Regions from separate parts of the Homo sapiens genome. Here all the other regions are linked to region 3. Evidence: chromatin loops called from intact Hi-C (ENCODE). Cell type or tissue: psoas muscle. All regions are shown on one strand. Region 1 overlaps MOB3B (MOB kinase activator 3B). Region 2 overlaps C9orf72 (C9orf72-SMCR8 complex subunit). Region 3 overlaps MOB3B (MOB kinase activator 3B).

Region 1 (8,000 bases), 63 kb after region 3:
TTTCTTCGAAGAGATTAATTTTACTTAATTTGATTTTGAGAGGAAGTGCTTAAAGCAAATAAGATGATTCTGCTCCAGTATTTTAACCAAAAATAGATGTAGAAATCTCATATAATTCACAAAATTGAGCTTGACATGATGCCATGCCTCTATAAGTCTCTATGGCAAAAATACAGAATTCTCAATGCAGAGGAGAGATAATTTCATATCAGATTCAATGCCTTTCTATAAGAGTTCCTGGAAGTACTATCCCCATATAAGCAGCATCAGAATCCCCTCAGAGGCTTGCAAAAAATCCAAATTTGGGTCTCACCCAGAACTACTGAATCAATCTTTGAGGGCAGGGCTCCAGAATCTAATATTTTAATACATTTTCTAGAGGATTCTTATTTAGAACCATTTTTTGGTGGAATTCAAATAAAGAAACAAGTTTTCTTTATCATATGTGGGAACAGGTAATTCTTGAACATCATTGAAGCTTAATGAGAAATAACTGCATAGCAGGCCCCTAGGTTGTAAGAGTATTCTATAATGCAAAGAGAACGTTTAAAACATCTGCAAATATTTGGAGGAAAGCAAAATGGTATACCGTAGTAGGACTAGACTTCTGGGTTTCAAAATCCAGGAAATTTTAAAAATTGGGCAAGGGGATCAACATAAAGTCGCCTACGTTTATGTTGCCAAAAGGGCACTTAAAAAAGTCTCACTAACTCTCACTCATTTCATAAAAGGGCATTTTTGCACCACAAAAGAAAAAAAACAAGAAAGCTATAATCCCAGAATAAAAGACAATCCTTTACATGAACAACTGTAGGAATAAAGACGAGCCATTTGATGTCCTGTCCTATTCATTTTCATGAATGGAGCTCTGATACTTGGGAAGCTCTCAGGCAGTGGAGAGACCAGTGTTTTGGAAAGATAAAAAAGTCAATTCTAAGCTCTTCCTCTTGCTAGCTGTGTGATTTGGGCATCACTTACATAACCAATTGGTCTTGGTTTCCTTATCTATAAAATAAAGATAATCATCGTCATGACTATTAATGACCTTACATGGATTAATCAACTGACATACAGAAGGGACTCAAAAAATGTCCACATTCCCTGGTTTTGTCTTCTATGGATTTACAATCTACTAAGACCCTTGTTGGACTTGAGACAGACTTGAGACAAAGTGTTGCTTGAGATAAAAAGGAGGAAAAGTGGCTGATTAACTGATTGTCCCTAGCATTTTATTTTTAGCTTTTTTTCTCTTGCTTTAGATTCTGACGGAGTTTCACATTAGACAGATTCTTAATACCTGGCTATTACTGACTATCTGAAATAGCAGTTCTACACCTTGTTTGTCACAAAATGCACAGGGTACAAGTAAATCCTTGCTATAGGTGTTTAAAAGGCTGTCTAGGTCAGTTCTGCTTTTTCTGTTACGCCTATTTATGAAGAAGTTATTTCCCCAAAGTAAATATAGGCCAGGTGATTATTTGTAGAGGGCACAAAAATAACTTAAAAAGCTTGTTTGTATAGGGTGCAGAGAAGTGCATGATTATTTATATAGGGTGCAGAGAAGTGTGTGTGTGTGTGTGTGTGTGTGTAACAGAGAGAGGTAGAGAGAGGAGGAAGTGGAGGATGAGGAGGTAGTTGCTCTGTTGTGGAACTCGAAGGACACCATCGATACTGTATTCTATGTGAATGATGTCCCATTGCTAATTGTGTTCCCAAGGAGTTGTGCAAAATGGTAGACCTGGGTGGAGGAAGGCATATAGATAAATATTATTCTACAAACAGAGTTCACACATGGCTCTGCAAGGAATTTAAGAAAATAACTTCATAGCTAACATTCTTTGAGTGCTTACATGTCAAGCACTGTGCTAAGCAGTGTACAGACTTGGCCACATTTTATTCCTCACAACAAACCTTCGATTATTATCCCCACTTTCCAGATGAAGAAACCAAGTCTTAAGCGAACACTTGCTTAAGATCACCCAGCTGATCAATGGCAGATGCAGGATTTGAATCCAGATCTGTGGAAATCCAGAATCCAAACTCCATGTCATTTTGCTAAACCACTCCTCCAAGTAAAAAAATAAAAATAAAGATAAGATAGAAAAGAGAGATCTTATTGAACACTCATGAGTGTTCAGGGAGGGTTGTTTTCACTTCTTTTCCTCCTCTTAAAAGGTAGATGACCAGCTTTGGCTCATATTCTAACTCTGTGAAGGTAGGAGGCAAAAGTTTTGTGGAATAACTCATTAATCAATCCCTACAGCAATCACATCTCTGTTTTACTGGTGCAGGGGGCTCTCAGTGTTTGTGGTTCTTTCATCATAAGTTGGTCACTGTATTTCCTAAAGGAATGACCTCCCTTCTTCAAGAGGTAATCACACATGCCCTGCTGAACTGGACAGAAAGCGGTAGCCAAATATCCTGTCGTCAAGCCTCCTTCAAGATAACTCTGGTGAGTGGTTATTTTGGAAGTGGCTCTAATCTGTCATGTTACACGGCTTTGCTAAGACTCACTTTATTAGCTACCACCAAGAGCTAATAAAACATGTCAGGAAGTCTCTGTAAGCTGTAAAAACATTTTCAAAGGTCACTGCCAACACTCTGGACTTCAATGACTATTTGAAGGAAAAGAAAACAAAAGCAGAGGCCTAGAGTTCCAAAACACAGAACTACCAAAAGAAGCAATCCCAAATGAGCTATAAAGACTGACAAACCCACATGATACCAGCCATTGGATAAACTGTGTCCAGAAGGAGGCTTGAAGAAAAGGTACAAAAGCCACAAAATGCCAGTGAGTAGGCAGCAAATTTAGATTTAGTGTATAGGAACCTGACGGTCACACCTACTTATGCTTCCAGCACCTACAATAGAGTCCTTTATAAACAAAGGAGTAGGTGGCAGAGAAGTAATTAACTTTAGATTAACCACAGCATAGCAGGCATTCTTCTTAACTGACTTTTTTTTTTCTATTGTAAAAGTAAACATACTTTTTAATAAAAATTAGTAAAACATAGAAAAGGAGAAAATCATGTTATCTTAAAAGCTGGGAATATAGTTTGATGCCCACTGTATATTTCATGTATTGAGAGTCATGCTTTGACAGTGAGATGTCTCAAGACAAGTGGCTGTGAGCCAGCAGCTCTATTAGATTGAAAATATTGTATTAATCATTGAGATTTCCATTCACTGCTGATGAGAGGTCCAGGCACAGAAGAGACAATAACATTCTTATCTTGGCTTAGGATAAAAAATTTAGACATGAAATCTGTACTTTGTTTGGGGGGTGGAGAAAAGGTCATCTGTGGAGTCATTAAGTCGGGATGTCTTGTTGTAGAAGCATCAAAAGACCGCTGAAGCGGGGAGATATTGATCAAAGGGTACAAAGTTTCAGTTAGGAGGAAAAAGTTCTGAAGATGTGTTATATACTGTGTTGCATATAGTTAATGCATATACTGTATTATGTACTTGAAAAGTGTTAAGAGACTAGATTGTAAATGTTCTCACCACAAAAAATGATATGAGTTGATTCGTGTTCATTAGCTTGTTTTAATCATTCCACGATGTAAACATATATCAAAGCAACATGTTATACACCATAAATACATATAATTTTTATTTGCCAATTAAATAATAAATAGATTTTTTAAAAAAAAAAAGACTGTTGATAGGTTGGTATGCCCCAGACAGAGAGAGGCAGGTTCTATCCTGCTTTGGAACAGTTGCTAGCCTGCTCACTGATTGTGCATGGCTGTTTTTAATAACTTATTGCAGGCATCAACAGGGAGCGAATGTGATTCAATCCTTAAATACTGCAACGCTCAGTGATCTAGTCAATAACAGGAGATACCATATGGGTGTGTTGTCCCTTCCTTTGTGTTTCTGTTTTCTTTTTCCTCCTCTACTTGCTAAGAAAGGCAACACAGAACGGTAGCAAGAGCCCAGGTCCTGGAGCCAAGCTGACCAGGGCTGAGTCAGGCTCAGCCTGATTTGCTTTCTAACTTTAGGCTCATTCTGTTGCTCCTCAGTGGCATCTACACAATGGAGATAACAATAGGACTCGTTCAAGGAGCACTTGCAGGATTAAATGAGACATGCTTTTAAAGCACTCAGCAAGCAGCTTGGCATGTACAGAACAATCAAAAAGTGAGGAAATCACAATTATTGTGTTACTGGCTGGGAGCTTTGAGGACGGGGGTTATGTTACCTTTTTTGGATACTGAGCACAAGGTGCCTGGCCACTTAAGGTAGGGGTGTGGGGGAGGGCTCTAAAAATGCTCAAGAATAAATGAATTTGGTTAAATTTATTTCAGGTTCCTTTCCTGATACACTTTCCCTACATGTATTTTTTTCCTTCTCCAAAATAGTAAACCACATTTTCTTTTGCTTCAAACAGATGTATCACTGACAGTAGGTTGAGGCAATTCTCTTATTTTCTTGTTCAAGAAATATTTATATTTCTTGTATTATTTTTTATATTCAGCAGTCCTTTTCCCCCTTCTCTATTCATAGCTTTCGTCCCTGGGGGAACTGCTCCCTCAGTCACTGGGGCTCTGGCAAGTTTGCCAATCGGTTATCCCCAAGCCCACTCCTATCCACCCCAATTCACACACACCAGAATCATTATTTGACTCTGAGGTCACCTTCTTTCTAATAAATCCTGTTTCCTACTCAGGTTAGTCAGAGTCAGTTTCTGTTGCTTGCAACCAAGGAGCCCTAAATGATATGTACCTTGTTTTTTCTTCCTTTCTAATCATATTTCCTTACTACTTTATGTTTCCCATATTTCTCCTTGACTATCTACCACTATTTCACCTTGACTATCTAAATTTAGTCTCCTTCCCCACTGAATATGGCAGAATTTATTCCAGTCTGTGAATAAGGATGACATCATGTCTCTTCTAATAAGTTCAGCCCTCTTCTTAACTATCACAGTGTCTCCATAAAATTCATTTACCCTCAAGGCAGCCTGATTTTTGGCTGAGCAAAATGTTAATTTTAGCATCCTAGGTGCCCTAAGACTTAGCTATTACAATCTCAAAATGGTAACGCATTTAACCATCCACGTTAACCCTCTTCATTTTACAGTAAGGAAAAAGGAGGACAGACATTTAATGACTTGTGCAAGGCCAAACACCAAATCAAGGACAAACTAGAATACAATCTCCTGATATTTGGTAAGATGCCTTCATCATCTTTTTGAGCAGCTTTTAAGGAAATAATATTTTGGGCCCATTCCAAGCAAATTTTCTTTGTGTAGTGGAAAAGACCTTTGTCATAGGACAGTAACATCTACAAGACAGTCCTTCTTCTTTGTTCAACAGAAGTTGGGGAAGAGGGAAAATGCAGGAAGAAGGATAGCGCTGTTCAAGAGAAATGCCTCATACTATTTCTTCTATACGGAGGTGCAGAGATTCTCCATAACTCAATCGTTCCAAGTCATGTGGCAGGCCTAAGATGAGACACTACGATTATGAGTTTTACAGAAGTGGCAAAGAGAAAAAAAAAAAAAGATCATCAAGATTGCTATATTAACAGCCCCTTTTAATATAAGGCTTTTCATCTATTGAACCACAGCATAGAGTTAATACATAGAAAACAACTCTCAAATAAATGCAAATCAATAGGCTCTCCACTGATTATTATATAAAGCAACACATTACAGGGGAATAAACCAATAATGCCTCTATATTTTGAAGTGTTCACTAATTCTGAGTAATTACCTCCTCCAATGGCTCTAATGAGTGCAAATCTGTGAAATTTGACTACATCTTTTTCCTTATTTAAATACTATTTTTTTAGTTCATAGAACCCTCACAAGATTCTAGTAATAACAGAAGTTCCCTCCCAAGAATTGCTTTCATGACTAAATATTTTATAATTCATAATATACTAATCTTCTATGTACAAATAAATCCTTCCAAAGTACTTGATAGTTTGTGGAATTAACTTGCTCTTTTAGATCGGCTAAACCAATTTCTCTGCAAGTACTCTTTAGATCAGGGTTTCTTAATCTCACACAATCCACATTTGGGGCCAAATAATTGTTTGTTGTGAGAGATTGTCCCATACATTGCAGGGTGTTTAGTAGTATCTACCCGTTAGATGCCAGGGGCCAAAAAGTGTCTCTAGACATGGCCAGATGTCTCCAAATCTCTCCCAGTTAAGAACCTGTGTTAGGCCACTGATAAATTTTTTACCCAAGTCTCCCGTCTTTTGATAGAGGATCCAAAGATAAATTTATGGCATGCCTTCTTCAGGAATCCCAGATCAGCATTCTGGGTTACCTCAGTAGAAATTAAAGCAAATTTACCTTTAATCACACAGCATCCCGGGGAGGAGCTCATGTGTTGTTATCTTCATTTCATTGTGGAGAAACAGAATCCAATGTCACACAGTGGGACAGAGATGTCTCCTGAAATGTACCCCTCCTCCCAATCTGGGCAGAAGGATCGTCATCTCACTTACTGCCTTCTTCCCTTCAGGATATAACATTTGCTCTGGAGGATTTTGTAGCTCAGAGCAAGAACTAACCAATGGCAACTATCTCCTTGATAATTTAGGGCAAGTTATCTAATCTAGAGTCTTCATGGTTTTCTTTTTTTAGTTATAAAAATGAAGATAATAATTCCTACCTGTAAGGTTGTTACTCAGAATTGAAGATCACAGTAGACATAAAGCATTTGACACAGAGTCTAATACAGAGCAGGTGTGCACAATAAACATTAGGTCTTTCATTCCCTCTTCATGGAGAATCTCAAACCAGGATCACTACATGAGCTAATTTGGAAGTCATGATTGAGACTTAAAGAGCTGAGTAGAAAAGCAAGCAGTGCATGTACCACCTACCAGAGACTGGGTGAGTGTGGAACCCATGTCAGGGATGCAGAAACCACTGTGACGCAGAAATACTGACCATGTAATACCACCAAGTATTTCTATAAATAGTTACATATAATCAAATACTGTGATACCTTTTAAAAGTCACGTATAATCTGAATTTACTAAGAGAGATACCAGGGACTGTTGTGGCAAATTACTCAAAAGGTATATACAATTTGTCACCTTCACCTAGGCATCCCCATCTCTAGTTGCTAGTAGGCTGAAACTATATGCAATTGCTGATGGGTGGCTACTTTTTTTTTAATCTGCAAAATGGCAATTTTTTAGCAGTCAACCTGAGTTCTGGGGGCAGGGGGGTGGGAAACAGACTCTTTCAAATATTTAAAATATTGAGTCCCCAAGTGGAGGTCAAATAAATTATTCTTAGTTAAGTGAGGAAAACTCTGAGGAAACCAAGCCCACATGAGATCTACTATTATCATGCATGAATGACATTCCATTCTTCCCTATCTCTCTCTTTCATAAACTCAAGATGCAAATTTATAGAGCTCTCAAAATACCCTCCAGCAAAAGAGGCAGGTGCCTTATCCCACTTCCCAGTGGGGCCCTGAATTAATCACAGGAGGAAGGCTATGCCTCATCTGAAACTGCAAATAGGCTATTAAATAAAAGAGATGGCATACCTGTGCCACACTGGGCAGTACAAGAGAGGAGACGACGAAGCACACAAGGGCAGGTGGAAATGCAAAAGCCAAATTTCAGACCATTATGGCTTTGGGGCCAGTGAGCATCCTGTACTCAGCTCATTCCCACCTGGTTGCCCTGTTAGGGAACAGAAAGCACTGGGGAGAAGGTTAGAGCTCCAGGAACTTGGCTGAGAGGCAAGTTGCTGAACAACTGTTTTAGAGTATTTCAGACACCCAGGTGGACCTTCACTGATGGGGTCTGGAGACCCTTCCATTAATACAAATCTTGAAAACTGTCTTGTGCACGTCTCTGAACCCATCCGCTAATCTGAAGGACAGAGTGATATAAACTCCCAAATTTGTATATTCAATCTTAACCTCTTTTCCAAGCCTCAGACTCCTTTCCCTGACTGCCAAGAGATCTTCTCTATCTTGAAAATGTATTAGCATCTCAAATTTAATATGTCCCCAAAT
Region 2 (8,000 bases), 220 kb after region 3:
CTTGTGATCCACCCACCTCGGACTCCCAAAGTGCTGGGATTACAGGCATAAGCCACCAGGCCCAGACAATCTGACAGTTTTTAGAAGTTTTCTAATTTATCTTTAAAAATGCATTCAAATTTTGCATTCTACTTCAGAATACATCCATGTTTACTTCACTTTTAAAACTCATACATAAGTTATTTCGTATTACTTAATTTTTTCTGCCCAAATCTTCAAATAACATTGAAGCTCCTAGAAGATGAGCCTATGGTTTTGAGACATTCATATACCTGTACTTTTGCAGGGGGTGGAGTGGGTGGGTAGGAGTAGAATGTGTGCATATGATGAGGTGGAGAGTGGGAGGGATTTTATGTCAGCTTGAGAAGCATGAAATTCCAGGCCTACGAATTTTCCTTGAACTTCGCAATATGTCACAGACCTCATAGATCTCAATCCAAAATTTCTAGTAAACATAAGGATCTCATTATTTCAAAGCTTTATCTATGACACAGTTTCCTGGCCTGATCCCCAGAATGTTATTATAACAAACTGTAATATATTAAGAAATAAGTTCCATATAATCTACGATTTCCTTCAACTGTGTAATTAAGTAGATATTTTTTAAAAGAATGAAACAATAAAGATGTTATTTAAATAAGTACACTATGTTTCAAAAATATTTTTGAGTCATTTCAGGCAAATAAACAACCTCCCTTTCTCAAAAAAAAAAAAAAAACTTACTTGTTATAGGTTAATGCTTGAATTAAAATGTTTGTTGTTTGACGTATGGAATGCTGCACTCTTAATTGTTAATATACAGGCTCTTCCCCATTAATAAGTCAAAAGGAAAAATCATTTAGACACTTTAGAAAGACCAGACACTACAAAAAGCACCTAATAAAACAGATTAGGACTCAATTCTTAATTCTATCATTTTATAAATGTTAAAATATATATAAAAAATATATTACACTCTATCATAGAGTATATGTTATATATTTTACATATCATATATAACATATACTCTACATAACATAATAGGGTTTTAAGTTTATAACTTTTTTTTAATATATAAACATATATATATCCTACAATGCTGGTAATATGTATATATGCTCGTACTATATATATATACACACACAAACATATATATATACTTGTACTACATATATAGTACAAGCATTGCAGGATATATATATGTATATATTATATCTGTAAAAGCTAAGTCAGATTTCACTTTGATACATGTAAACCAGGAATTCTATGTTTCAAAAAACAGTAGTTGTGGTCAACTTTATATCTTATTATTATATCTTTAAAAGATAGCAATAATATTTATTATATTGTAAACAAAGGTCTGAATTCCCGAAGCATAAATCTAGGACAAGAGGCAACCAATGTAATGATGCACTTGACATGCCCTCACAGACTCTTCTGAGAACTGTAGTGTAACTAACTTAACTGCAATTGCTGAGCAGAACTCTGGGGCATGATCCAGGGGAATATAAATATATAGAACAGGCATTGTAGGATATATTAAAAAAGAAAACATGTCATATCATTCACTCTGACAATCTCAAGTTCAACATTTACCTGATCCAGGAAGGCTTTCACTAGAGTGTCTCTGTGTAAGACATCTTGAAAAATATTCCTGAAGAAAAGAAGAAAATGAAGAAAAGAAAAAAGTTCAAATGTTGAAATGGCCATATAATGCTACCTTCCACAATCCCTCACTTGAGCCAACATTTTAAGTTCTTATAAATTGATATTACATATAAACACATTTGTAAGAATATAGATATATATATTTGGAGACACAAAATATACATTCATTTATTTACTCAAGGATATATTTACATTTTACTGGTGTTTGTCAGGCTAATATGTAATTTTTTCTCTAAAGAATATAAGCAGTCCCCAGTAAGGGTATGTATGTATCTATCAATCTATTTTACTACTCTCATCTTTTAAAAAAAGTAGAGACCCTTAGGCAATTAATAAATAAAACTACCAATTCTTGCCATCTCAAAAAAAAACAAAAAACAAACCAGCAACAAAAATAAGCCACTACCATCAAAAACCAAAACAAACCAAAAAATGTGAAGAAAAATTTGAGTGAGATTAGAGAACACACTCCGATGATTATCCACTGGGTTTGCCTCAACAAGCCCACCATCTGTAAGTAACATGAACCAACTATCCAAGAAAGTACTACCTACCTTGGCAACGACCAGAGTGAGTAGTAGTAATATAATGGCCACTTAAAATAATGTGTGCCTAACACAGCACCTAGGATATAGCAGGTGCTAAAGCAAACACACAAACAAACAGGACTACTTATTCCCTTCCCAGGCCCCACCTCCCTTTCATCTTTTTCTCTTCCATTTTCCCTAGGTTCTACTCAGGCCAGAGGGTAAGAGAACATTTAGTAAGAGGAGGAGTTTTTAACTGAAAGTGGTAGGGATCATCCTATACCTGACCAGAGTGGCAAAAAAAGAGAATGGGTATGTGTAGAAGCAAACAGGAAGGTAGTTCAAGTTTCCTTATCTTAAGAAACGAGTGTACCACACTACAGAAGAAAGAAACCGTAAAGGGGAAAAATATTAGCATTTCGTCATTATTGACTGGGCACTGATAGTGCCCCTTCTTGGGCTCTGGAAAGAGAATAAGGCTTATATTTAATCGAGTGGACTTATTATACCTGTTCCACTGAATGAGTATCTTCATCATAAGTGAATTAGATAAAGCAAGGTGTTAAAAAAGAACATTTCCATTTGTTTGTGTCATCTCTGATTTCTTTCAGCAGTGTTTTGTAATTCTCATAGAGATCTTTCACCTCCCTGGTTAGCTGGATTCCTAGGTATTTTATTCGTTTTGCGGCTATTGTGAATGGGACTGTGTTCTTGATTTTGCTCTCACTTTGGAAGGTGTTGGAGTATAGAGAATGCCAAAACTTTGCTGAAATTTTTAACAGATTTAGGAGTTTCTGGGCAGAGACTATGAGATTTTCTAGGTACAGAATTATACTGCCTGCAAACAGAAATAGTTTGACTTCTTCTCTTCCTATCTGAATGTCTTTCTTTCTTTCTCTTTCCTGATTGCTCTGGCTAGGACTTCCAGAACTATGCTGAAAAGGAGTGGTGAGAGTGGACATCCTTGTCTTGTTACGGTTCTCAAGGAGAATACTTCCAGCTTTTGCCCATTTGGTAAGATATTGGCTATGGGTCTGTCATAGATGGTTCTTATTTTTTTGAGGCATGTTCCTTCAATGCCTAGTTTGTTTAGGATTGTTTGTGATTTTTCTTTTTTGAGACAGGGTCTCACTCCGTTGCCCAGGCTGGAGTGCGGTGGCATGATCTCAGCTCGCTGCCAACCTCTGCCTCCCGGGCTCAAACAATCCTCCCACCTCAACCTCCTGAATAGCTGGGACTATAGGTGCATGTCACCATACCAAGCTAATTTTTTTTTTTTTTTTTTTTTGTAGAGATGGGGTTTCACCATGCTGCCTAGGCTCGTCTTGAACTCCTGGGCTTAAGAGATATGCCCGCCTTGGCCTCCCAAAGTGCTGGGATTACAGGTGTGAGTCACTACACCTGACCTACTGAAGGTTTTTAACATGGAGGATGTTAAATTTTATTGACAACCTTTTCTCTACCTATTGAGATAATCTTGTGGTTTTTGTTTTTAGCTCTGTTTATGTGATGAATCACACTTATTGATTTGTGTATGTTGAACCAACCTTGCATCCCAGGGATAAAGCCTACTTGATCAAAGTAGATCAGCTTTTTGATGTGCTGCTGGATTTGGTTTGCTAGTATTTTGTTGAGGATTTTTGCATCTATATTCATCAAGGATATTGGCCTGAAGTTTTCTTTTTTCTGTTGTGTCTCTGCCAGGTTTTGGTATCAGAATGATGCTGGCCTCATTAGGGAAGAGTTCCTCCTCCTCAATTTTTTGGAACAGATTGAGTAGGAATAATACCAGCTTTTCTTTATACATCAGGTATAAAGAGATGACACAAACACATGGAAAAACATTCCATATTCATAGATAGGAAGAATTAATATTGTTAAAATGGCCATACTGCCCAAAGCAATCTACAGATTCAATGCTATTCCTATAAACTACCAATGATATCCTTCACAAAACCAGAAAAAACTGTTTTAAAATTAATATGGACCCAAAAAGGAGCCCAAATAGCCAAAGCAATCCTAAGCAAAAAGAACAAAGCTGGAGGCATCACATTAGCCGATTTTATACTAAAAGGCTATAGGAACCTGAACAGCAGGGTACTGTTATAAAAACAGACACATAGACCAATGGAGAATAGAGAGCCAAGAAATAAAGCCACACACTTACAACCATCTGATCTTCAACAAAGTTGACAAAAAACAAGCAATGGGGAAAGGACTCCGTATTCAATAAATGGTGCTGGGATAATTGCTAGCCATAGGAATTGGAGTGAAACTGGACCCCTTCCTTGTGCCATATACAAAAATCAACTCAAGATGGATTAAAGACATAAACGTAAAATCTAAAATTGTAAAAACCCTGGAAGACAACCTAGGAAATACCATTCTGGACATAGGCCCTGGCACAGATTTTATGATGAAGACGCCAAAAGCAACTGCAACAAAAACAAACACAAATGGGACCTAACGAGCTCCTGCATGGCAAAAGAAACTATCAACAGAGTAAAAGACAACCTACACAATGGGAGAAAAATATCTGCAAACCATGTATCCAACAAAGGGATATGCAGAATCTGGAAGGAACTTAAAACTAATTAACAAGCAAAAAACAACCCACCCCACTACAAACTGGGCAAAGGACATGAAAATTTTTCAGAAGAATATATACAGACAGCTAAAAAGCATATGAAAAAATGCTTAATATCACTAATAGAGAATTGCAAATCAATTCTCTAGGAATGGCTATTATTAAAAAGTCAAAAAATCACAGATGTTGGCAAGGTTGTGGAGAAAAGGGAACACTTATACACTGCTGGCGGGACTGTAAATTAGTTTAGCTATTATGAAAAGCAGTTTGAAGATTTCTCAAATAACTGAAAATAGAACTACCATTCACCCTAGCAACCCCATTATTCTATATGTACCTAAAGGAATACAAATTTTTCTACCATAAAGACACATGCATGTGTATGTTCATCACAGCACTATTCATGATAACAAAGACAGGGAATCAACCTAAATGCCTATCAATGGTAGACTGGATAAAGAAAATGTGATACATATACACCATGGAATACTATGCAGCCATAAAAACCAGATGGAGCTAGAGGTCATTATCCTAAGTGAACTAATCCAGGAACAGAAAACCAACTACCGCATGTTCTCACTTCTAAGTGGGAGCTAAACACTGAGTATACATGGACACAAAGAAGGAAACAGCAACACCAGGGCCTACTTGAGGGTGGGAGAAGGGTGAGGATCAAAAAACTACCTATTGGGTACTATGCTTATTACCTGGGTAATGAAATCACCTGTACACCAAACCCTCATGACACGCAATTTACCTGTATAACACACCTGCACATGTACACATGAACCTAAAATAAAAGTCAAAAAAAAAATTCCAGTGACCAATTTTTCATGTATTGGCAGTGACTGGAATTATTTTAAAAAGTTAAAATTAAAAATAACAAACATAATTAACATGTAAAAACATATACTTAAAAGTAAAATGACTCTGTGACAATAGACTTAACACACAATCTAGTGGCTGAAAATACTATTTTTTGGACAATTTTATGTTTAGAAAATTTAGAGCTGGATGCAAAATTTAAAAATTCAGGATATTATTTTGTCATGATCAGCAAAATGAGAATAGCTGTCTAACTGTAGTTTGTCAAATCAGCAAAACAAACATAGCTGGCTAAAAATGATTAAGAAATGTTAAAATACACATACATCCTCTAAAAAACAAAACAAAAATACCAAATGGTTGCAAACCCATTCTGCAGTTCACTAAATTTCCTCAAAAAAGCTCCCAAGTAACCAATCAAAAAACGGAAAAAATACTAAGCACTTTAGGAAAAAAGAAAATGTTTCAAGGCACAGATTAATTAGAAAACTTCTACATGTCTACTAAAATTTACCAATATATAAAAACTTACTGACATGTAATTTCAGTTGGACCAATTCATTTTCTAAAACATTCCCCTACTACTTTCTCAAGAACCAATAAAAACTCTGGAGAACTAGGAAAAAATGGGTCCTATATTAAGTCATCTTTCTGCACCTTGAGATGTATAAGGCTGGGGGTCCCTTGAACAAGATATTCCTATTCTATGCTTTTGGTTAACACTTACTGTGTAATTACTGGTGCTCCACAGGTCTGTTACCTAAGCTCAAACTGATTCTGTAGATACATAGGTCAGGCTTATTTGCCCCAATTTTTCTATTGCCTTACACACTTAGACCTGGGTTATTACAGTTAACACTTACTGTTACCTTCTATGTGCCAGGCATTATTGCAAGCATTTTTTTTTTTTTTTTTTTAAATAAGACAGAGTCTCGGTGTTCCCCAGGCTGGAGTACACTGGCACATCATAACTCCCTGTAACCTCAAACTCCTGGGCTCAAAAGATCCTCCTGCCTCAGCTTTCGGAATAGCTAGGATTACAGGCACACAGAAACACATTCCAATAATTCTTTTTTATTTTTTGTAGAGATGGGGTTTCACTATGTTGCCCAGGCTGGTCTGGAACTCCTGGCCTCAAGTGATCCGCCTGCCTTGCACTCCCAAAGCTCTGTTCTTACAGGCATGAGCTACTGTGCCTTTTTTCAACTGATAAAAGAGAAACACAAAAGTATACTATAATTCTTTTCCTGATTTCAGAACATCTTTTAAGTGTTTACTTAGGGTTTTAGGATTATAGATTTATCATCATCATTTTTTTTTTCAAGTTGGGTCCATGCTCAACAATTAATTATCATTACTTTTCCTTTTGAATTTACTGTTCAGGCTTTTTTTTTTAAAAAAAAATAAGAAGTGAATAACAATATAAAATGCAAAGTAAAAAAATGTTCCATTAATATATTTTAACAGTTTTGCTGTATTTTATATTCATATGTCAAGAAAAAAAAGACTTAGAATTACTTCTTTGGTTTTGTTAATAAGTCCATTCAATAACTGTTACATAATAGACTATACACAATGTAGGGGCTGGGGCTGGGGCTGTCTGGTTGGCCACTATTAAGCCCGGTACCTAGAACAGTGCCTAGGAGCTCAATATATATTTATTAAACAAATAGTTAAATATTTACTTTAAGGGTTAATCTTACCTATTTTAGGGTAAACACAATTGTATGGAAAAAGAAGAACATTTAAGAAAAAAATGCTTGATTAAATGTTTCTTCAAGCATAATTCTGCTGGTAATATTTCTTTCTTTTTAAATGCAACTTCTGTTTTGTTTTTATTCGTAAAAGACACAATTTCATATTGCTTGACTACAGTACCAGCAGGCAGAGCATTACGTACAAATCAGGAGTAAAGCTTTCGTCAGTGTAGATGATCGTATCCTGAGCCATGTCTTCTTCTGAAGTGGCTCTCCAGAAGGCTGTCAGCTCGGATCTCATGTATCTACGCTGATTATAAATATGTTCATGACAGGGTGGCATCTGCTTCACAGTATTGACATCCACATCTATGTGTGTGGTGGGATATGGAGCATACATGACTTGCCGGAAAGGCAGCACAAAGCTTCCAGTTGAATCCTGTCAAAATAAAAGGAAAATTTACTGTCTTACATGCCAAACGATATGAATAATTGTTTTTTAATTTTAAAAAATGGTCTCTGATTTAGCAAATCCATCTCTAAAAATTTATCCTAAGAAGCTATTCATGAGTGTGTGCAAAGTTTTAGTGACAGAAGTGTTCAGTATAGCATTGGTTTCAATAGCAAAACATCAGAATGACCTAAGCATCCAAAGGAAGTGGTTAAGTAAATAAAAATGAATTTATTATTTGGCATCTATAGATGAAGTTGTTGAAG
Region 3 (8,000 bases):
CTTTAACACATTATGATTGATAAAACAAAATCAGAGTCATTTAGTTATTCTTTAATCATTATTACTTTAAAATACACTAATACATTCTTATCTACTTCCCTCCACCGACAAATATTTTGCTAAATTAAAAGGATCACTGGAAGTATTATGACCCCCCTCGTCACAGGTGGTCAGAACCACCACAGTTTTGTGAATGAATCAGAGAAGGCAACATTTCATCAACGAAAACTCATTTAGGTTTCAAAAGGCAGGATGTAGTACAGAATGCATTATTCTGACTGTCTTCTGGAATAGAAAAATTGGAAAGGATGAAAGAAGGAAGTTAGCTCCAGCTCCACTGTTACCTTGGCAACCGTGGCCCAATCACAGGGGCAGAAATTAATTTTGTGCCGTAACATAACGTGGCAGAGGAGTGGGGAGCGTGGAGTGGGGAGAGAATGACGGCTGGGTTTAAATGCTCAGAAGGCTAGTGGGGAGGGTTACAAGTCAGCCGTCTGGGTGTTAAATCTACACGTACCAAATAACCAATTGTACTTTTTTCACTGAAATGTTAGTATTATGTAGAGACAGCCACGACTCCCTGTCTTTAATAAAGAACAAACACTGCAGTAATCATGCCCAACGCTCCCGCTGATCATTCTTAGTTATTTAGGACTTTTATTTCTCTCTTCTGGGAAACAGGAAAGAATATCTTCCACTGAAGAGACAAGGAATGATGGTGGTTATAAAAAATACATTCTGATCAGGTGAACTGGTAACTTGTCAGCTTTACGCTAGTAACCAGTCTCTTCCCTGCAGTTAGAACGTGAAGACCCTGTTTGGGGCAGAGACAAGCCACCCCATGGAGTGTCCCTGATAAAACTATTTATTAGGGAAATGCTATGGACGCCTCGGCAGGGAGAGTAGGGAGGTGCAGGGGATGGGTAGGGGTTCAGGTGTCTCAGAGCTCCACAGCCCTGCACAGTGTTAAACCACAGATCAGAGCAGGAGCTTTTAGAGACCTGAAAGGAAGGCTTATTGCATAAAAACTTGCTGCACATCCAGAGGTCCAAAATTCACCCGGCACTTAAAAAACCAATCACAGAGAAGTCGGCCAGCTGACAAGACAGATAAGTGGAAAAATACGAACACGCATCTCAGTCTCAAAACCTGAATTCCAGTAAAGCTTAGGCGGCAGGTCACAGGCAGAACTGTGCCATGTGTGGAAGTGCAGAGGCTTCCTCGTGGACAATTCCCCAGCCAGAACGGTCAAGGGGCTGGTCCTTCTTTCACGTTGTGGTCTGCCTCGTCCACAGGTCTGGGCTAGCAGCACTCAGAAGGTTAAGAGCACACAAAGTGAGTGGGGAATGTCTCTCAGGAGTCACTGCTTGCCTCCACCTCTGCTGTTCCTGGGAGTAGGTGTGTCATTTCAGCCAGGGTGGTCCACCTCCTGCCCGCTCAGGGCACCAGGAGGAAACAGCTTTCCTTTCTTCCAAAGGGTGAGGTGGAGCATTAGTGACACATCCTGCTCGTCATTTCTTTCTGGAAAGCAAGGGGAAAAGGATGGTTAGGAGAAACTATAAGCAGAGCAACGATTTGGTGAAGGATCCTGAAAATGCTCTTGGAATCTCGAGAGCCTGTAAATGAAAGCTTGCAAGCATGGTCCATGAATAAGGCTTAGCATGAGGGTATGTTCCATCTGTTTGTTCTGCAGAATTTTTTTTTTCCATTAAGGCACTGTTTAAAAATTTGACTCATGTATCAAAATTCAGGTTGCTTGCTTGCTTTTTCTGAGAAATTGCAAGATTTGGAGCTTCTGAACAACTGGAGTTGAAGAATGGCTGTCCTCTTCAGCAGAAGAATTTGCTCTCCAGTTTGCCCCAGTCCTTGCCACTCCCACCTGACTTCCCAGCAGGAGCCATGTAGCACTTATGAACTGATACAGTAATTGGATTTGGACTGCTAGTTTTCTTCGAGTAGGGAAAGATTTAAGTTTCAATCAAAGATGGAAAAATAAAGGATAAGTGGGTATAAGTCAAGAAAAGCAGGAAGGAGGACATTTTTAAAAATAGAAATGAATAATACACCAAAGTGTCTGACATGCGTCACCTGCCTGGCTCTTGTGGGTATTTATAGATCCCGAATAGCCATCCTTTCTCTACCCCTGGGGCTCCGCACAGGTTGAGTCCCATGCCTATGGTCCGCTGCTACCACATCCTGCGCCTGCCCCTCTTCATTTGTCAAATTGCCACTCATTTTTCCACCTCAGGTAAGGTGACTTTTACCTGCTGGGAGACCTTCCCGCACTCCTGCCCCACTCGCTGTGGAGGTAGCCACTCTCTCCTCCTGTGCACACATTGATTCTTACATGCAGTGTATGAATTTGTACATCTCTGTGTGTGTGTGTGTGTACTGGGGCTCTGGACATGTCTGTTGGCCCTGCTAGACTGGGCGCTACTAAGTGCCAGGAAAAAGAAGCACTCATTGAATCGCCCCATGTGCTTTCATCTTTGTAGCCCCTGCCCCTGGCACTGTGCCAGGGTAGTGGCTCCTCTTTCATCTCCAAGGATGGTCTGAGGAGCAGGCTAGTAATGAGCCCTGTGCCATTTAGCATCTTGAGAAGACAAGTTTCATGTCACTTTAGTTAGATGAACGATCTTCCAAGTTCTACCTGCTGCAGAGCTGACTGCAGCTACTACATCTCTTGCATACTGACCTGGACTGCCACACCTTATATAATAGGAAACATCGAGAAAAAGGAGACTGAGTGTGGGAGTGCCAAGGTGTTCAGAGAAGCGTTCTATTCGAAAACCATACAGATGTGCTGGTTAAAGAAATAACAATAGACAAGGCAGAATCTAGGCACTTTTGCATCTCTATAATTATTAATACAGGAAGTTACAAATCTATGTGTATATCTAATTTTTTCAATTTTTAATTTTTTCGACAGGATCTTGCTGTTGCCCAGGCTGGAGTGCAGTGGCAACAGCTCACTGCAGCCTCAACCACTCGGGCTCAAGCTATCCACCCACCTCAGACTCCTGAGTAGCTGGGACTATAGGCACACAACACCACACCTGGCTAGTTTTTAAGTTTGTTGTATAGACAGGATTTCACCATGTTGCCCTGGTTGGTCTCAGACTCCTGAGCTCAAGCATTACCCATCTTGGCCTCCCAAAGTGCTGGGATTACAGGTGTGAACCACTGCACCCAGCTTTTGGCTTAACTCTTGATGACACAGACAAGGAAAACAAGATGGGAATACAACAAGAGCATGTGTGTGTGTGTTTGAGAGAGACAGAAAGAGAAGTAGGGAGAGAGAAAGTGTGTTCATGGGATAAACAGAATTTTAGCTTTATAACTTAATTATTTGCAATAGGTCTGTACTTTTGAAAAGAAAGAAGCTAGCTATAGTTAAATATCTATAAGATGCCAGGTGCTTTGGGGTGGTTATACCATTGCATCTGTATAACTCTAAGACAGGGAACTATGACCTCCAATGGACAGAGGAAGAATCCCAGTTTCAGAGCAGAAGCTATTTGCTCAAGGTAAATGGGTAAGGTACAGAATGCTCAACAGTAACCGCTGCTTTTATTAAACAGAGGCCTGCTGTTTGCCAGTCCCAGTGTCTACTGCTATACAGATATTATACTTTGTGAAGTAAGATTTGCCATCTCTACTGTATTGATGAGGAAAAACCCTCAGGGAAGGAGAGTACCTTACCAGGTCACATAGAAAGCTGCAGGTCTACGGTTTAAACTCAGGTCTATCTGACCGCAAAGGCTTGCTCTTTCTACTACACCATGTGATTGTAGGTTAAAGCCTCTAAGATAGTCTTATGAATATGCAATCGGATAATACTGGCATATATTAATTGACATATATAATTATAGGTGGTTGCAGTCATTCATGAATTTTCAAAATGCCAGATTTTTTTCTTTATCCAGACTGATGCCAGTTTGAATTATAGGTACAATGGGCAAATACTAGAACAATTATGCCACTGAGAGAGTATGGACACTAGAAATATGGCAGAGTTTTTTTTTAAGTAGCAGAGTAACAGTTTCAGAGAGGACAGGGTACTTATTCAAGGTCACTGAGATGCAGGATAAAAACTGTTTCCTGGGATGCCTCTTAAATTCATAAAGGGAATGTATGGTTGAAATAGCAGATCAGAAACATCAGGAAAGACATTTGAGTTGGATCCATCCTTCAAAGCTCTGCAAGACTCTGCAAGCTGTATTCTAGCACTTGCCCACTGGGTGGAGCCAATGAGCTGTTAAAAAAAAAAACTCGTTTAAATAAACAAATGGCAATGCTAGGTTCCATCGCTTTCTTCATCAGAGCCCTCCCGCAGGCTAGCAGGGCCAAACACATTCCTTCCTCTCTGAGAGTGTGGCCAAAATAGCTTCTACCCAGGGTGCTCTTTACAATGAATTTGCCATTGCTGGAGTTACTGAATGCCCTGTGTATTAAGGCAGGCCACTAAAGAACTCCAAAACGTGTATTAAAAGGCTTCCGCTGAGGTGATGAGAAGCTTCTGAGAAAGTTCCTGGTGACTGTGCTTGGCTTGTATATGAAGATTTTCAAAAACACCTGAATTTTTCAAAATGTGTTTTTAACAGAAGATCAAAGTAGAATCTTGGTTGTGGTCACTCGGTTTCATTTGTTTTAAAATAAAGCAGTAATTGATTCTATGAAGTCCCTGGTTCTCCACTGTCAACAAAACAAATTCCATCCTCTGAAGCCTGTCAAAGAAAGAGGACCCATCGCCCCCTGCTCACCTCCTGCTGAATTCCCTCCCACTCACCACACCAGCCAGGCAAACTAGACTTCTCCAGGTCTCCAACTGGCCAGTTTCTAGTGGTTTCTTTCTTATATCTGGTAAATATTTTCTGCCCTTCTCTGCCTGGCAAATTTTGACATCCTTTAAGATGCAATTGTCAGCTCCTTTCTTGGGTATCTCCATCACTTTGCACACATTTGCATTCTATCACATTGGAATTCATCATTTCATTTTTGCCTGAATCTGAGAAGAACATTAATATTTTTTAGTATATTAATGTATGATGCATATTTTATTCAAATTGTATAACAGGATGTATGGTTTGATCCAGTTATTTTGAGAAAAAATATAAAGAAAAATATGGGTCCAACATGATAAATTTATCTTTGGGTGAATACAATTGTGTATGTTTTCTGTTTCTAATTTTTTTGTCCTTTGCGGAGTCTGAAGTTTTAGATATTTTTGATATGCATGAATTTTTTTCTAAGAAAACAAGACCGGTTATTTAAAAAACAAAAAGGAAAGTAGACAGAGACTCCAATCTGAAATCATATTTCACTTTAGAAATGAAGTTAAAATGACATTTGCCTAGTTTTTGTGGGGACGGTGGGGGTGGATGAAATCAGCCTGTCTTTTACATAAGATACTCAATTTTTTCTGTTCTGATCTAAACACTTTTTAAATTTAAATCTTCTTTATGTACTTGTTAGCAGTTGGAAGAAGTTCTTGATAGCCATTGAACAAACTTCCGTGAACTCTAAGTGTCAAATCTTAGTCTAACCTCAGTGTACCCATTTTTATAACTGGTAGTCAGTGGAGGATAGGGAATAATGATCCAGAGAAGTAAAATGACTTATTCCAAGTCACACAAATACTCTCTGACTTAGGCAAGACTACAAAGAAATCAACGCTCTCAGTTTACTGCACTACATCATCACACATTTTAGTAATCTAATATTCTTTTTTTTCTTTTTCTTTTTGAGATGGAGTCTCGCTTTGTTCCCCCAGGCTGGAGCGCAGTGGCGCGATCTCGGCTCACTGCAAGCTCCACCTCCTGGGGTCACGCCATTCTCCAGCCTCAGCCTCCTGAGTAGCTGGGACTACAGATGCCCGCCACCACGCCCGGCTAATTTTTTGTATTTTTAGTAGTTAGCCAGGATGGTCTCGATCTCCTGACCTCGTGATCCGCCTGCCTTGGCCTCCCAAATTGCTGGGATTATAGGCATGAGCCACTGCGCCTGGCCCAAGAAGCTAATTTTCATATGGAACATATGAAGAAGAACACTTGATGTTTACTAGGGGACAGTCATCATGCTTGCACAGCAATTTTAATAAGTTAACTCTAGGAATTATGAAACAAGCGCCAAAAAGCAGTGACATCATCACAGAGTCATAGGCTGCTGTTATAGCTGGGAGGAAACATGGGTGTCACCTACTCCAACACTTTAATTTCGGAGATGTGGCAACTCAGACCATCGGAAAGTAAGTGACTTCCCTAATGCGGCAAAACTAATTAGTGGCAGAACTGGACTGCTGGCCTGTGGGCTCTCTGACTTCACATTGATTCGAAAGAGGCAATTTGTGTACACAGGATTTCTTAGAGCTGGCTTGATGTGCTGCAGGTAAAATCTTTATCATCTCATGATGCTCCTAAACTCCATTAATGGCTTTCAGTAGTTTTCAAACCAAGTCTCCACTGTAACATACGATGCTGTTCCTGATCTAGACTCTTCTCAGGCACTCAACCTCATCCCCCATCGGTGGCCGACGCTCCTTCTCTCCCATGGAACACACAACGATTTCCATACACATGCTCCTCTCTTCCCAGAACACCCTTCTCCCATCGCCAACACCCTTTAACGCTCTTGACCAGTTGTCATCTCCTTAGGGACACATTCTTCTACCCTCCCACCCTGTCCCCAAGGAATCCTAGGTGCTCCTCTTCCAGATTCCCTCAGTGCCCATGACACCTTTCACACTGTTGTGCGACCGTTTATCACATTCCTGGTTTCAGCACCAGGCTGCTCTTGAAGAGAGAAAACCTATCTGGTATTTGTGTAGACCCTGGTGCTCAAGACCTGGCACATACTAGGTGCTTAAAACATATTAAATTAAACTGAAATCCAATGAAAAGGAACACTTATTAGGTCTACAGACCCAAGTAAAATGAGAGGTGGAAGGAAACACGCATTTCATACCTACGATGGGGAAGGCACTTAGACTTACCTTGTGCACTTTCTCACAACTCTATGAACTAGGCATTACTTTTTCTAATTTACAGATGAGGAAAAGGAGGCCCAGAAATTTGAACTAACTTGCCCAAGTTCACCCAGCTAGTCAGTGTAACAATAATGATTTAGTGGACTCAAAAACAAAAACAAGCAAACAACATTCTGCTTTCATTACTCTGCTGGAGGGAGGAGCAAAAGAAAAGGAGTGAGTCTTTTTGTTTCTGTTGTAAAATGGATAAGGGGGGGGAAGAGCTACCACAGCAGCATTTCAAAACCCATGTCTTCTTTTAATTACCAGCTTCCTGCTAACTCTGAGACACCAGGAGAAAGGGGGAGGAAGAAATACTTGAAACAAAAAATAATCAAGGAAGAAAAGCAGTATGAAGAGATGTAGAAGGCTCCGCAGTGTGGTAAGGAGCAGGAGGACCCTTGGTGCTGGAAACTTTGGAAAAATGACTGTTATATACGTGAACTCCTGCCCCTAGTAACCACCATTAAACAGCCAACGGGTTAAAGCAGGGCAGTGAGCAGTACGCCTCTCTCAGGGCCACATCTGACATTATGTTGTGTACTTCTCACTAACCATTTTAAAGCCGTTGGATGTTTAATGGTGGCTACTAGGGGGAGGAGTTCACGTATATAAAGGAAATTGGGCTCTCTAATACAGCACGCCCGCACACGTGTATACTCATGCGTACACACCCCTGAAGTAATGGAAACAGAACGGAAAGTAGGAGAGATTCATCTCCCCCAGCACCTTTTCCAATCATGCAGCTTCATCAATACATTTTAAAGGTAAAATCAAATGTGATATTGCTGAAAAGACACGAGGAAAGCTGCGAGTCCCCCGGAAAAGGCCGTCAAAGGGTATTGCACGTTTCACAAAGTGCCTCCCTGCCCATTAATCAGCAGTGCAGCCTCAGTCCCAGCTACCGGCCCCGTGCCCGAGCTTGGCCCTGTGGCCTGCCGTCAGCCCCATCTCCACTCAGATGGGACATACCTGG

Evidence for each region. Hi-C counts contacts between places; a loop is a spot of excess contacts. Peaks named below come from ENCODE experiments on the same cell type or tissue, not always from the same donor. Only the 100,000 strongest peaks of a DNase experiment are listed, where the experiment ranks them.
Region 1: a loop joins it to region 3, with 2.6 times the contacts of the local background. A loop is called at or near these places in 15 of 110 quality-filtered maps.
Region 2: a loop joins it to region 3, with 6 times the contacts of the local background. A loop is called at or near these places in 91 of 110 quality-filtered maps.

What each region holds. Positions count from the first base shown.
Region 1 is chr9:27,391,810-27,399,809 of GRCh38, forward strand. The region is part of intron 2 of MOB3B (MOB kinase activator 3B); the gene reads right to left. Among named protein-coding and RNA genes, the nearest start is that of EQTN, 99 kb to the left of the region's middle. RefSeq lists an enhancer at 3,763-4,326. In psoas muscle, no CTCF peak of the experiment used is centred here; no DNase peak of the experiment used is centred here.
Region 2 is chr9:27,549,075-27,557,074 of GRCh38, forward strand. C9orf72 (C9orf72-SMCR8 complex subunit) reads right to left here. Exons shown (of 11, transcript NM_018325.5): 8 at 7,487-7,722; 9 at 1,576-1,633. Among named protein-coding and RNA genes, the nearest start is that of C9orf72, 20 kb to the right of the region's middle. In psoas muscle, no CTCF peak of the experiment used is centred here; no DNase peak of the experiment used is centred here.
Region 3 is chr9:27,329,096-27,337,095 of GRCh38, forward strand. It overlaps MOB3B (MOB kinase activator 3B), which reads right to left. Exons shown (of 4, transcript NM_024761.5): 4 at 1-1,521. The coding sequence ends at 1,492. Among named protein-coding and RNA genes, the nearest start is that of EQTN, 36 kb to the left of the region's middle. In psoas muscle, a CTCF peak has its summit at 4,228 (motif pointing right); a DNase peak (open chromatin) is centred at 4,306; H3K27ac peaks cover 485 bases.